Regions from separate parts of the Homo sapiens genome. Here region 2 is linked to region 1. Evidence: chromatin loops called from intact Hi-C (ENCODE). Cell type or tissue: GM12878. All regions are shown on one strand.

Region 1 (8,000 bases):
ACATGAATCTTTCAGAGTATCACTGTGAAACAGTATTATTTTGTTACTTTTTTAGTTCTGCGATTAGACAATGCACCGGAACCTTATGATGTGAGTTTTGGGAATTCTAGCTACTACAATCCAACTTTGAATGATTCAGCCATGCCAGAAAGTGAAGAAAATGCACGTGATGGCATTCCTATGGATGACATACCTCCACTTCGTACTTCTGTATAGAACTAACAGCAAAAAGGCGTTAAACAGCAAGTGTCATCTACATCCTAGCCTTTTGACAAATTCATCTTTCAAAAGGTTACACAAAATTACTGTCACGTGGATTTTGTCAAGGAGAATCATAAAAGCAGGAGACCAGTAGCAGAAATGTAGACAGGATGTATCATCCAAAGGTTTTCTTTCTTACAATTTTTGGCCATCCTGAGGCATTTACTAAGTAGCCTTAATTTGTATTTTAGTAGTATTTTCTTAGTAGAAAATATTTGTGGAATCAGATAAAACTAAAAGATTTCACCATTACAGCCCTGCCTCATAACTAAATAATAAAAATTATTCCACCAAAAAATTCTAAAACAATGAAGATGACTCTTTACTGCTCTGCCTGAAGCCCTAGTACCATAATTCAAGATTGCATTTTCTTAAATGAAAATTGAAAGGGTGCTTTTTAAAGAAAATTTGACTTAAAGCTAAAAAGAGGACATAGCCCAGAGTTTCTGTTATTGGGAAATTGAGGCAATAGAAATGACAGACCTGTATTCTAGTACGTTATAATTTTCTAGATCAGCACACACATGATCAGCCCACTGAGTTATGAAGCTGACAATGACTGCATTCAACGGGGCCATGGCAGGAAAGCTGACCCTACCCAGGAAAGTAATAGCTTCTTTAAAAGTCTTCAAAGGTTTTGGGAATTTTAACTTGTCTTAATATATCTTAGGCTTCAATTATTTGGGTGCCTTAAAAACTCAATGAGAATCATGGTAAAAAAAAAAAGTTAACCAAAGAATATACCTGTACATAATTTGTACAGTTTTAAGTTGTTAGATAGGAACTGGATTTCTTATGTATTAGACATTATTGCTCAATCATAATGGAATAGATTCTGCATCCCTAAATGTATGAACCATAAGGTTAAAAAAGATGAATGGAAATATCAAACAACTTTTTACTGAGCATCAGTTTCATAATCAATAATATAAGAAGATTAATTTGGATTCTAGTATGTTTCAGTTTGTTTTTAATTACCACCTTCCTTTGGTAGAAAAAATATGTTCCTTGATGTAGGAAAGTCTAGGTTTTAGAGATTAGAGGATGAGATCAAGAGTTAAATTCCTAAAGAAGCACTGAATATATGAAGAGAGCAAACAAATCAAGTACCAACCTAGAGGCTTTATTTTTGAATTGATTCATGGTGTGTGTGTGTGTGTGTGTGTGTGTGTGTGTGTGTGTGTAACACAGAAACAGCTTCAGAAAATAAGGGATAGAAAGTAATGAAGAAAGTACTTACCCCATATTGCCATAAAAATAGCAAAGAAGACTGTCCCTCCATTATCGAACAAATATGTCACCTGAGTAGAAAACAAACAGAAATATTAGTCATGCAAATTGATTATAATAAGCCAGTGAATACTGTTTGCACTCAGGTACTATGATTTTTTCTCAAATAGAATCATATTATTTTATAGTACAGAAATATTATATATGAATTCCTTTCATGGGTCTTGCAACAATTTCACATGATTTTTCTCATGGGGAGAGGTGAAGAAACAACATTAGCCCTCTTCTCTCCTCTCTTGATTCCCTTTATACCCCACCATCATTTCTGATTATAAATAATTCTACCATTCTATGGAAGTATTTGTGGGTCACAGATTGTCAAACTACTTAATGAAAGTTGTATGAAATTAGTTTTTCAGGTGAGGCATTCCTAGTTGCAATTCCTGTTAGCAAAACTTCTAGGAGTGGGGAAGTTGGAAAATGCAGGATTCTTCCAGTGAGCCAGCATTTCCCATAGCTAACCCTATTCTCTTAGTCTTTCAAAATGTAGAATGGGTCCAATAATGGCTATAAGATGTAATAAATCCCATCTTAATTTGTTTTAAAAGTTTCATAAATCACTGAACACTTATGAAACAAAGTGTTTTTTAATCAGATATCAACTGAAACTTCATAAAGGATGCATAGTTTTATAATGTTATTGAATCAAATTTTAAGGCTTGTATTGTTTGATTTTAATAAAGTATAAATTCAATTTACCTTTGCTTGTTTGCATTTGCATAATGCCCTCAGTATATATGTAACTTAGTGAGAGAAATTAAACTAACACAGTGAAGGCAAAAAATGTCTGGCCAGCACAAAAATTCCATAGAAACGATAGAGAAAATAGGGCATTGTCCTCACAGGAGGGTGAGGACAATCATGGGTTAAAGAACAGTATTATAAGGAAAGTTGGAATGGAATGGTGTCCTCCTTGTTCAATCTGACATCCAGAGGGTGCTCAATGGGAGCATTAAAACAACAGTAATACGTATTTCAGTTGTAACATCTGGAACACACTGCAAAATATATGTAAAGCAAGTCATCATAAAATGTATTTTCCTATAATGTGGCATTATTGATAATATCATCATAGAAAAGATGCGCTCCCTTTGAAGGTTGGTGGATAGGTGCAAAATGTCCCATATGGCTCTAAAATTCATTGTTGGTTAAGGCACGGTATTTCTAAAAATTAATATAAAAATCGGTTTTCAAAACAATCATCAGTGTACATTTATATCAGGAGAGAAAAGGATCATAAAGAAATTCTCCCACAGAGCTCATAAAATTATACCCAGCAGGGAGTCAAGAATTTTTGTTTCTCAAGACGTCCCACAGAGACACCTGAGGCTGCTGAACAGCTGAACAGCTGTCTGTTTTCCTTTGTAAACCAACATCATACAGGAAACAGTCTCTTAGAGTGTTAGAACAGACTTTACACATGGGGATTTAAAGGTCACCAAGAAATAATGGCCCTTCCCCGCTCTAGAAATAACCATGCTTTTAGAAAAGTGGCAAATAAAAAGCCATCCTTAGTAGCAATTGTGTTGCATGAACTTATCATAGTTTGTGTAGTATTTTCCTTTAAAGTGCTTCTCATTTTTTTTCTTACTAGGTTTGCTAACAAATCTTTCAGGCATTTTAAGTCAATAAATTTAAACATTAATAGTTTAGGAACATCTTCCTGAGATAAAGTTGGAGTACATGTAATATTCTTGTAATGTGGGATTATATACATCTAATGGGAGATAAAGCTAGAAGGAGCATTAGAGAAGACTTCAGAACTTGCTCTAAGGAAGAGTACGACAGTGTTTAATCATGTGTTAGATTTACCAAGCTATTACACATGGGATGTATTATGACGTGGGAGATCATAGAGACAACAAGAACAGTTCGAGGTCTGTGGTTATAGCTTGAGATGTTCAGGGCTTTATTTAGGGTGCTGACATATGAGCTGCTGAATGAAAATGGGAAAAAGAATGAAGGAAGAGTCAAGCTTACTGTGAATGGCTCAAGCTTAGATCATGGGTGATTGACAGAAGAATTAAGTGATAACTGGCCTTCTGTCTAATAGGACAAGAGCACTTGTTATACTGAAGAAACTCCAGATGAAATATTGAGAAAATTCCATAAGCAGCATAGCAGATTTTTCTAAAAGCAAAAAGAATCTTGTCCTACACATATAATTAAATATGTAATACATTAAATTATTTTATTAGAAAAACAGCTTGCCTTTATGAATAGAGGGACCCATGGCAAGCATTTTGTTCAACTTTTTTTTTTTTTTTTTGAGACAGAGTCTCGCTCTGTTGCCCAGGCTGGAGAGCAGTGGTGTGATCTCGGCTCACTGTAAGCTCTGTTTCCTGGGTTCACGCCATTCTCCTGCCTCAGCCTCCCGAGTAGCTGGGACTACAGGCGCCCGCCACCACGCCCGGCTAATTTTTTGTATTTTTAGTAGAGACAGGGTTTCACTGTCTTAGCCAGGATGGTCTCGATCTCCTGAGCTCGTGATCCGCCCGCCTCGGCCTCCCAAAGTGCTGGGATTACTGGTGTGAGCCACCGCGCCTGGCTTGTTCAACATTGTTAAGATGACTAGGCATAATATATAAAGAAGGTAGCAAACTTAGCCTAAAAGCTTGATTTAAGTACAAATTGTCCATTTTCTTTGACACCTGATTTCTCTTGAAGAACTGAGTGTGACTACAAATCAAAAAATGTGGGTACTGTTAAAGAGATATATATCTGATTAGGTTGGAAGCTGAAAGTCTATGTTTTCTCCATGATACCTGCTGGGTCTTGTTCTAAAGTTGCTTTATAGGTTCAGAAAAACATAAGGCTCTGAAAAATGCCACTTATATCCCACTAAAGTCTCTCCAGGATAAGGAGAACAAGGTGCCTCCTTGGCAGATTCAACCATGTATGCAGAGCTATTACTGGAGACTTGGAGGGCAGGGAGTCAGAATTGAAGCTGAAGGTCACTCCCTTTCACTTCCTCATTCCTTACCTCTTGGGCAGGGTAAAACCTGAATAACCATTTTATTTGCTGGACCTGGGCAGAAGCTACATAAAAAATGCAGTCTTGATTAGACTATTCTCCACGTATCTTTTAAAAAATTTGGTCCTAGAAATTAGAGTCACCTGAGGAACTTGTTAACATAGAGAGTTTGAGGCCTCACCCTTGACCAATTGATTCTAAATTTCAGGATACGGGGTCCAGAAATCTGCTTTTTTAACAAATGTTCTAGATGATCTGATGTACAGTCTTATACAGACTCCTTTTTTTTTTTCATGAAGTTTCTTGAAAAGAACAGCTTCTCTCCTACTTCTGTTGTAACCTCAAATCAGTATACAGTCTGAGGTTCATACTGGGTATTGAGTACATGTTTGTTAAACAAGTTTTTTTTTAAAGAGAAAATTATTATGAGTAAGACTTAACTTCAAGGGGTTGAGTCATTTTTCAATTATATGAAAAACAATTTAGGACCTCTATCTAATTATTTCACCTTAAATGAGAATTCCTAGCATCACAGGGTTTGATAATGTAGTGTCAGTGCATTTAAATGTGTGCAAATATCACTAAATTACTTAATTGCAAAAATATCCTAATTCCAATACTTTTAAGTACTAAAATAAAAGTAGTCATGAAAGGAAACATTAATGTACTTAAATATTAATTTTTATCATATGATAGGACCAGTTATTTTCCATGCAAACATATCACTGAAATTATAAAGGGAATAATTATATGTACACACATGGCCTTTTCAATATAATATGGAAAATTTAATTTATTTTTCTTTGTCACAAGCAGTAATGGATTCTGTAAGGAACTGAATTGAGAAGTCCCTAGATCATGTGTCCAGATGATTTTGTTTCTAGATGATCCTAGATTGGTTGGCTTGTACCTTTGGCAAAAATCTGCTCCCTTATATCTGATTCTACCCATCAATAAATTATTAGCTATTTAAATTCAAAAATATATAGTAAAATAGACTGTTGATTTCCATCCAATAAGGGAAGAGGAACTCTTATTTTTAAAGTATAAAACAAGTAGCTACATTTTATCTTAGTCAGAGGAACAAATAAAAGACATTTCATCCTAGTGGGTTGTATTTCTTGTATTCTTCCATAAGGCAATATTCTCCTTTGCAAGCTAACTTTTCCACCTTCCTTATACATGTTATTAAGTGAATTCTTTGTGAGTCATCCCTGTCCTTAAATGTACCTTTCTCTGTTCAGAAAAGAAGAGATGTATTTACTGCATGATGACAAAAGCAACCTAGATGTAGTGTTTCCTTGGACGGCTTCCTTACTTTATCACTCTGCCATATGTGGATATTTCTTGTCTTCAGTGTTAAAATAATGCCAATGTGTGTTATTAGATATGTCCAAGTGAAAGAAGAAGTATCTGGATTTTTTTGGCATTCCTAGGCTGTTTTATGTCTAAAATCATAGGCTAGGAGAGAGACATATGTGTATACATCTAATAACTCTTAACACACTTGGTTCTTGCCAAAAGTGATGAGAAAATGCTGCCTCCAAACAAGATAACCATGTTTCTAAGTCTCTATCATCTTTATGGAACATTTAAAAGAATGAAAAACTAAACATTTGTTCTGAAATTAAAGTATAAACGAAACAGACTTTTCACATGTTCTTCATTCAAGATAAATCAGAAACTAACTTTACTAAGTTATGTTCTTGTAGTAAGGACATTGAGTGGCTTTGGATTTTGCACCCAGCCTTGTCAAAATTAATTGTATGGAGACCTCCACTCTGGAAAAGATGGAGTAAGAGGGATTGATTTTATCCCTATGCTGGAAACACCCCCAAAATGCACAAAATGTATAAAACAACAGATTACAAGATGGTAGACATCAGGCAAAAAAGGGCAATGATCCCTGAGAGACGGAAAACAAACAACGCTCACATTATTACTCCTCAGATTACTGCCTTGAAGAGTTCCCAGGGTGTAGAGAAGAATAACCTAGGCAGTACTCAGTGAGTATGTATGCAAGGAAACCATCTGTCAAGGAAAGCACCACTTGAGAGACTGGAGTCAGACCAGCCACTGGGAGCCCTCATTATGCACAGTGACTTGGGTAGCGTACACAGAAAGAGCATTAGAATTGTTAAAATTCATAAAGATTGACCACACCGAGGCTCGGTGACTACACAGAAAACTGGAATTCTCATATACCATGGGTGGGTATGTAAAAGATATAAACACATGGGAAAAGTTTTGCTTAACAGGGTTTTCATAGGCTAACCATATACCTATCACATGATCCAACCAGTCTACTCCTAGGTAATTACCCAAGAGAAATGACAGCATTTGTCCATATAAGGACTTGTAGATGAATGTTAATAGAAGACTTTTTTAAAATAGGCAACAATTTGAAACAATCCAAAATTTTGATAATAGGTAAAGAAATAAACAAACAGGGTATAGATATTATGGAATAATGTTCAGCAATAAAAATGATCTATTGATAAATGCTACATTATGAATGAATCTCAATACATATGCTGTGTGAAAGAAGCCAGAAAAAAATACATAAATACACAGGATTCAATTTACACAAGAATCTAGAAAATACAAATTTATCTATAATGACACAAAGCAGGTGGCTGCTAGAGCACAGGGGAAGGTCAGGGAGGCAGGGATTGAAAGGGCGTGAGGAAAATTTTGGAGAGGATATGTTCATTATCTTGATTATGCTAACGGTTTCACAGGTGCACGCATATAACAAAATATATCAATTCATACACTTTAAGTAGGTACATTTCATTACATGTTAATTACACTTCTATAAAACTGTTTTACAAACGAAAATAATAATGTAGAATTCAGTGTTTCTTAAACTTGAAGGAACATTGAAATCACCCAGGAAAATTTGAAATACACCGATATTCATGTTCCAATCCCAAAGATTCTGATTTAATTGTTCTGGGGTTGATCTGAGCTTCAGGAGTTTTAAAAGCCGTTCAGTTAATTCTAACAGGCAGCAATTTGGGGATTTTTTGAATGTTATTTCATTTTCTCCGTACCGATAGAAGTATTTTAACTTCATAAGTTTTCATGTAACGTACACATTTAGTAAGTAGCAATAGAAGTAATTGTTTGCTAAAAAGAATCTAGATATAATTACATGTGGAAGTTTATGTTTATCTATGGTGGCAAAAATCAGTTATAAAAACAAAGGAAGACAAAAATGTTCAAATAAAAGTATACTCGCTTTCTAATTGCAATAGACTGACATTTTATTCAGTTGTCAATGGCACTTATTAAGGTTGAAACTCTTGAGAACACTTAACTTTGGTAAAAAGCTATTGACTAGAGGACTTCTTACAGCCTGCTTCTCAGTACAGCTCAGGGAGGAGAATGTGAGGGTCCACACTCACCTTGGCATAGATACAGCTGTCGTTGAGTCTCTGCAGGGAGCAGTTCTTGTCACAGAGAGGGCACA
Region 2 (8,000 bases), 220 kb after region 1:
AGACTGTAAGTCTCCATATAAGTGTAAAACATTCTTATTATTAAATGAGTTATGTGAGTAGTAAATGCTTATTTCTATGGAATTACTAAAAACACTCTCTGTTTTAACCAAATGTCCTTTAGGATAATGATGAATCACTTAACAGCCTTAGCTGATCCCATTAAGCCAAAGTCTTTTGGGACAGGCTGTGTTTGATTTGATCTATGGTTCTATGAAAAGTCTTGGTAGCTGTATTGGTAAAGAGCAGCCACCAGAAGCCAAAACTATCATTGTCTTTCTCTTGCCCACCCTTGTATGACACATGAGCTCATCATAAATCAAGCAAAACATGGAAAGCCAGGCTAGGAAGAAAGTTGGACTTTCCCCAGAAATCACTGCTGATGTGTCAGCTAATGTGTTTTTACAAGATGTGCTAAGACAAAAGCAAACATATGCTCCCAGTTGTCTATAACCATAATACACTCCAATTTACCCTTGGGACATCAAAAATAAGCAGACTGCCTCCCCCTCCCCACCACTGCACAGATGTCTCACTTTTTACTTCCTATTAAGCCTCCTAATAAGATAATCTAAAATTTACAGTGGAGTAAAATTCAAAACTATTTGTGTATATCTTCTTCATAAACACAACTGGCACTGCCAAAAAACAAAACGTCAACATTTTCCTACAGAAGTGCAGAGTTGTCTGCAATTCTCGTAAAGGTGTTTAGCAAATCTCTCAAACTTCCTATAGTAGCAAGTCCTTTAAGGAGGAGGGTTTTGCAGCAACAGATTCAGCAACAAAAGAGGACTGAATAATGCTATTATTAAGCACAGTCCCTGGCATACACGCAGCAAAAGCATGGTACTTAAGAGTGGACAGTAAATAAATACCATTTCTTGCAAAAACATTTTAGATTATAAAGTTAATTACAAACCTAAAAATTTCTATGGGAATTTTTTGGAAGTTTTCCTGAGGGATGGACATATGAATTGAGGAGAGTTTGTGATAGTTAACTCCAGACTATTTTAAAAAACCATCCATAGATGGTCTGGAGTCCACTGTTTTCCTTAAGATGAATCCCAAAGTAATAAAGCTGCGTGATGCAAAAGAAAAAAAAAGGCAAGAAATTATAAGGGAACTGCTAAGAGTCCAATATACTACTAAAGAGCCAACCAAAGGTGAATGAGCCTAGATGAATTTTAGTAAGGAAAATCACTAAATTTTTTGAGCCCCAACTGTGTGTCAGACAAACTGCTAAACACCTTATAACTCTGCAAGATAGACATAATTATCTTCATTTCACATAAGCAGTTACTGTGGCTTAGTGATATTAAATGACATAACCTGTAAGTAGAATATATTGGATTAATATCCAGGGCTCAAAATAAAGACCAGAGATTAAATTAATAAATTAGGGCTTACATACAGTATTTCATTTCCCAGATAACCAGTCTGGCATCTATACTTATCTATACTATACTTATACTTACCTATCAAAACCAATTTTGATCGGGGATTGGTTAATACATAGTTCTCATATATAAAGGAGAATCCCTATGCCTTGTGTAGAGTTTAAATATTGAGTGTGTCTGTTTTTCAATTAAGGGTGGAAACTTTAAAAATAATATAACAAGGGTGATTTCTAGTTATATCAGGCTATTTCTAGATATTTTCAAGTTGAAATCAAAATTTTTAAAAGAGACATTGAGCTCACTTGAATAAAACAAAAGTAAATTCCATCAACTGGATTTTTCAGCTAAATTAATTCGTAAAAGTAAACTAAAAGCAAGGCTCTCCTCTTTATCTGGTCACAGAAGAAATCATCTCTGCCTTCATATGCAAACCGTCCCTCCCATTAAACAGAGGAAGAGAGACAGAAAAGGCCAAAGGGATTAGGAATGTATTCTGTTCATGTTATGTATGAAGCAAAGTCCAAAGAAATTAACCACTTTGTTGAAGATTTCTCAGCTAGTAACAAACGCAAGCTTAGAACCTAGGAGTACAGAGTTCCACTACAGAATTTTCTCCATTTTAATGTGCAATTTTCAGGTTAATTTTATGGTGAAAAGCACATCTGAATGTTTTGTTGTTGTTGTTGCATACCTCCTAGGACAGATCACATCTAGAGAATTATTTTGCTTCTTCCTATTTGAAGAATAAAAATAGCTAATCCTCAATTTGGTCTGTTTTTTTCCTAATGCCCATGCAGGATTAAGAAGCCATTAACCAGAACCACTTAGCTAAAATGAATCTTGCTTCCTTCCTACCGGAGTACTCCTCCTCTAGATTTGTATCCTTTTGCTGAAGTTGCCTTTTGTGCCAAAGAGTAAAGGAAGACTTGAAATTAAATGGCTCATAATGCATCATAAAGGAAACAATGTGAAATGCCAGCAATTGCACAATTTCTTATCACTCTCTTTGAGCAATGACGGTCGGACCTACAGTTGTCAATTATTTCCTTCTTAAAAACACAACATGTATCCATACATAATACATTGTTGTGGGGGCCATTTGAAGCTTCCAGATCCCAGAAATGAGTCACCCATAGCCAATGCATCAGTGGAGGTATTTATTCTGTGAGGCTGTTGCAAAGTTCCTATCATCTTTGTCTTCATTCTGAAAGTTTATGTATGTTTAAAACCATGATTAAAGAGAACACAACTTCTTGAAGCAGTTTAACTTTATTTGAAATGTTTAGAGTTGAAGTAGAAGTGCATACTAGGTGAAATTTTTGTCTACCCCTACAGTCTCACACATCACTCCCAATTTCAACATATATTTGAAACATCCTAGAGAACTTGGGCTTGAACTGAGTACAGAATTATGGAACTGGAAACTCAGTCAGTCCCATATTCTGTCTTACGCAGGAATCCCTTCGAAATTGTTTCTTGTGTGTTAATCTAGTTTTTGTTAAAAACAAACAAAAAAGTCAAGGGCCGGGTACAGTGGCTCACACCTGTAATCCCAGCACTTTGGGAGGCTAAGGCGGGCGGATCACGAGGTCAGGAGATGGAGGCCATCCTGGCTAATACGGTGAAACCCCGTCTCTACTAAAAACACAAAAAAATTAGCTGGGCTTGGTGGCGGGCGCCTGTAGTCCCAGCTACTCAGGAGGCTGAGGCAGGATAATGGCATGAACCTGGGATGCAGAGCTTGCAGTGAGCCGAGATCGCGCCACTGCACTCCAGCCTGGGCAACAGAGCGAGACTCCACCTCAAAAAAAAAAAAAAAGTCAAAGAGCTACATAAAAACAACTGTTGATGAAAGAAATACAAATAATATCTGGAGGGTGGGGATGAGAATATTTAAGTAAATATTTACTTTGAATGAACAAATTCAGCATTCCAGAATTCACACATCTAAGGCACTCTATGGTTAACTGTATCATAATTACCATTATTAATTCAGCAAAGTGGCAATTGTGTTAATTAATGCTTCTGGATAATAAAACTCCAAAAACTGTGAATGTGCCTCAAAATAAAAATGCTCTGTAAAAAGCCTTTTAAACCAAATAAGAAACAAAGATCAAAGAGTGAGGATAACTTGAACATACAGATTCTTGTCACTATGCCCAGCAAGAAACTTGAGGGAGAAACTAAAAGACATAATACGAAGCCCCTAGAAGAGAAACCTAACCTCAAGAACTTGAAACCCAGAATCAAGCATGGGACATGGGCAAACAATAAATTTTCCCAAGGAAGTGACAGAGCCCCTTTAACTGCAACAGGCCAACTCTGGAACTCCCCCAAGAATTCATTTATCTTATGATTGTGTAAATGCGTCTCAAGGAGTAGACACACTTTTGTGAAGATTACTCAACATTTGAACCACAGAAGACGGCAGATATTGTTGAACATTTCTGTCCTCACCCCTCAGAGCTCTACTGAGCTATTCGGACAATCCCTACTAAGCGGGTTTACTGCAGTGCATTGAAACAGTCTTCACAGAGATATACATTAAGTCAAGTCCTGAAATGACGAATTCCGATACTCCCAGGCACTGTGCGGAGGCTCAGAAAATCACTCATCTAGGATGCAGAGTGAAGAGGAATTTAATTTTTTTTTTTTTTTTAACTTCACAGAGTTCCCCACCTCTGTGTCGCATAAGCCTGCAAAGGATGCTCCTACACAACTGCAAGGGCATGCAGGGGGGAAGTGACGCCCGCAGGGAGAGGGGAGCAAGATTCCAACTGACCTTTTTGCTGTTTAAAGGACTGAATGGAGCCTGAATGGTGGACCATTTTCACTCTGCGCGTCCCAGCCGGCTTAGGGAGCTGCCCGAGAGGGAGGCGGAGGAACAGTAGCCAGACTCTAGACGCTCCAAGGTCCGGAGCCTCAGCGAGCGCACTGCAATCCGACACCTGCTGTAGCCGGCACTTCGCTCTCCAGGCTACGCGCCCGCCGGTGTCGTTGTCATGGGAACGCGGGAGGGCGGTCTAGCGTCCGGCTCCCCTTAGCGGCTACTCTGGGAACAACCCCGCATCCCCCGCGCGTCCAGTGCCACAGTGAGGGGTGGGCGTTGAGCGGGGTTGGCTGGGAGTGGGAGCAGAAGACTTTACTGGAGGAGGAGATATAAATCGGAGCAAACCTCTAGAGCTGATACTGATGCCCTCTTTGCCAAGCTTTGAGGCTGGTTATTTATTTCCTAAAAGTTGGTAGGTAAACCCTGGGACTTTTAAGGAAGGGCAAAGTTGGTCTGTGCTCTGAGAGGGTATGCAGTGGCAGATGCAGAGACGTTTCTGTTTTTCTTTCTTAAATTTAAGTAGAGGGGGCAGAAAGCCACCCCAGCTTAGTTAGCCAGTAGCATGTTTTATTAGGTAAGCTGTGTTCTATGTCTAGCACTTTTCACTTGAGTTTTCCTCTTCTTCTTCTGCCATTCAGGCCTTGAATCATTTATGATGATGATGACTGAGGACCATTTATAACCTACTTAGTCACAGGGGCTGAAAAAACACTACCCACGATGCTCGATTTAATCTTCATAAAAGCCCTGTAATGTAGGTAAACTATGATTCTAATATTATAAAAAGAAACTTAAGATCAGAGCAACAAAGATTTCTCAAGACCACATAAATCAACACCTTATTTGAAAGAGAAGGCACCCGATACCCAAAGAAGTGAAGTAACTCTTTTTGTTTAGTTTGAGAAGTTTTATTTTATTATTTATTTATATCTTCACCATGTATTTTAAGTTCGTGGTACATGTGCAGGATGCGCAGGTTTGTTACATAGGTAAACGTATGCCATGGTGGTTTGCTGCACAGATCACCCCATCACCCGGGTATTGAGCCCAGCAGCCATTAGCTATTGTTCCTAATGCTCTCCCTCCCCCTCCAACAGGCCCCAGTGTGTGTTGTTCCCCCATTGTGTCCGTGTGTTCTCATCATTCAGCTCCCACTTTGAAGTAACTTTTGAAAGACCAAACTGCAGTGGCCAAAATAGGACCAGAAGCTAGCTGAACACATTTTTCAGTAGGATCTCCTTTCCTCCATCTATCTCTGCTCCCTGATTCAAAGCCCTAAGTTCTTCCTGGAAGATGTAAGATGTTATTGAACAGACACATCGTGAGAGTCCGTTGCTTCCTCAGTTTTGAAGTTTTATGGAATCAACTCAGAATCAGGTGAATAATCCAAATAAAAGCAGATAAAAAATATGCAGAAATTTCCAAACTTTCGATACCTCAAAAATATTGAGTTATTATTGTATGCTGTTTGATTCATCTGTGGTGCATGATACAAAAGAATGAGGGGAATATAGCTTTGAACAAACAGATGCTCCAATTATTTATGGATGCATAACAAACTACCCTGAAACTAAGCTGTAAACTAAAATTTATTATTATTACTTATGGATTTTGCAGGTGGGCTAGATTCAGACAGGCAGTTATCTCTCAGAGTCTCTCTTGATTGTTCAGTAACTGGTCTTAAAGTCATCTGAAGCAAAAAGCGAAATTGGATTCTACTCTCAGTGGGAGGAAGAGCAAACAATGTGCTACCTTCTTTAATGTATCATAATGGTCTTTCCAGAAAGAAATGCTGAGCATTCAATAAGAGCTCAGTATGCAGGCATTGAAGAAATACTTGGTTACAGACAATGAACTCAGTGTGAGTTCACCTCCAAATGAAGATCTAAAACACAGTTCAGAGACTGTCTCCGTAAGGGCTTTTAATACAGATATTGTATAGATGAGGGCATTGAAACCGAGAAGAATAAATGACTTGCTCGAGGATGTTTTTTTTAAATTTTGTTCATCCAGAGTTAAAATTCTGATAGAACTCAGCTTACAGATCATTCTGATGTGAACCAACTCATTGATTCTAATGCAACCCAATTCTCCTACGTGAGGATTAGACAATGAATTTAAGAATGGCAGAAAACTAACACCCAATACTTACTAGTCAGTTATGACCCCTGTAGATCTCATTTAAATGTTTAAAACCCCCTTTTAAATCACCGGTTTTAGAATCAGAAATATTTTTGAAATTTAAACTTTAATTCAATCCCTGGTCAGCAGGACTAGTTAAAAGAATTAAAGTCCCCTCGCCGGGCGGTGGCGGGCGCCTGTAGTCCCAGCTACTCAGGAGGCTGAGGCAGGAGAATGGCTTGAACCCGGGAGGCGGAGCTTGCGGTGAGCCTAGATCGCACCACCGCACTCCAGCCTGGGAAACAGAGCGAGACTCCGTCTCAAAAAAAAAAAAAAAAAATTTAAGTCCCTCTATTCCACATTTCTAGGCACAGGTATCACCTTTACCTTCCTAAGATCTTTTTCTGTTGATCCCTGATTTTCTCCAACCTACTCCCTGATCCAAAACCCAGCAGGAGGCAAATATGTATCTGCCAGAACTAGAAATGAGTTGAGATTTTGAACCTCATTGGATTTTTTTCCAAGGAAAGAATGTTTGTTATTATTTCTAACACCCTTGCACCCTAACCTCCTTGGTGCAGCTATGATTAAACTATCTTGTCATAAAGTTAATTACTTTTCTTAAAATTAGAAACATTTTAGGTTGGACTGCCAGATTGACTAGCAGGGGATTCAAAGAACATCTTTGCTTGTTTTAAAATCAGTCTTTTAGGGGAGGTTGCTAGAGGAACAGCTTTGTGAGGGGCCGAGGAAATTTGAAGCACCATCTGCTTTATAGAAAGGCAGTGCAAAGAGAAAAAGATTCCTCTCTCTCTCTCTCTCTCTGTGTGTGTGTGTGTGTGTGTGTGTGTGTGTGTAAAGAAAGAAAGTACGTTTTGGAAGTGTAGAAAGAAGAGTTTGAGCAAAAGCCCTCTTTTTTAACTCAAAATAAAAATTCTGTGTTGGGGTAAAAGGAAGCATTTTGATGGACTGACATTTCCATTGTGGACAGTTTAAGAATGGATAGCAAGTAGCCTCATTAAGGAAAGCTAAGCTAACTATGAACTATGTTGGGTTGCTTTTTCCTACTATTTTTAGCTTCAAACATTTTTCTCCAAATTTTAATGACATGCAAAATGTGTATTTTATATAATGTTTAGTGAGGGGGCATGATTAATGTATAATACACAGTACAGTCTTGACTCTGTTTTCCAAAGTAGAAAAAAAAAGCCTAGAAATAAACATGCGAAAATGTCTGGAGTAATCATGCTTGCAAGTTGAGTAAAGGGTAATATTTTTTATACTTTCATATATTTTTATCATTTTCATACTTTATCAATGATATGTGTTGATTTTATCCTTATTACATGCATAGATCTTCAACCCCCCTACCCATATACCTGTCTTGCTACAACTTCAATTTTTCTCTTTTTTCTCTTTGGACCTAGGGTTTCGTTCCCCTTCATGTTTCTGCTGCTCTTGCTCCCCACAACTCACAACCTGTCTCCTGTCCTCCTTAAGTAATTAACTTTGCAGCCCCCCTGCTAACATTTGCTCCCCAGAGAGGTAAGAAACTCTGATGTTTACATCACTGGGAGACTTTTTATTCCTTTGAATTTCGAAATAGGTCCCTCAGCTCAGCCAGTTGTGAGTTTCTCTGTATTGTGCTCTGTCA

The links. Peaks named below come from ENCODE experiments on the same cell type or tissue, not always from the same donor. Only the 100,000 strongest peaks of a DNase experiment are listed, where the experiment ranks them.
Region 2: a loop joins it to region 1, with 2.4 times the contacts of the local background. A loop is called at or near these places in 2 of 110 quality-filtered maps.

The regions. Positions count from the first base shown.
Region 1 is chr11:26,553,281-26,561,280 of GRCh38, reverse strand. ANO3 (anoctamin 3) reads right to left here. Exons shown (of 27, transcript NM_031418.4): 13 at 7,936-8,000; 14 at 1,502-1,562. It overlaps MUC15 (mucin 15, cell surface associated), which reads left to right. Exons shown (of 5, transcript NM_001135091.2): 5 at 56-2,249. The coding sequence ends at 216. Among named protein-coding and RNA genes, the nearest start is that of MUC15, 15 kb to the left of the region's middle. In GM12878, no CTCF peak of the experiment used is centred here; a DNase peak (open chromatin) is centred at 4,527.
Region 2 is chr11:26,328,499-26,336,498 of GRCh38, reverse strand. It overlaps ANO3 (anoctamin 3), which reads right to left and starts at 4,369. Exons shown (of 27, transcript NM_031418.4): 1 at 4,178-4,369. The coding sequence starts at 4,223. It overlaps LOC105376598 (a long non-coding RNA gene), which reads left to right and starts at 4,525. Exons shown (of 3, transcript XR_931138.3): 1 at 4,525-4,637; 2 at 4,864-4,979; 3 at 7,774-8,000. In GM12878, a CTCF peak has its summit at 4,440; no DNase peak of the experiment used is centred here; H3K27me3 peaks cover 498 bases.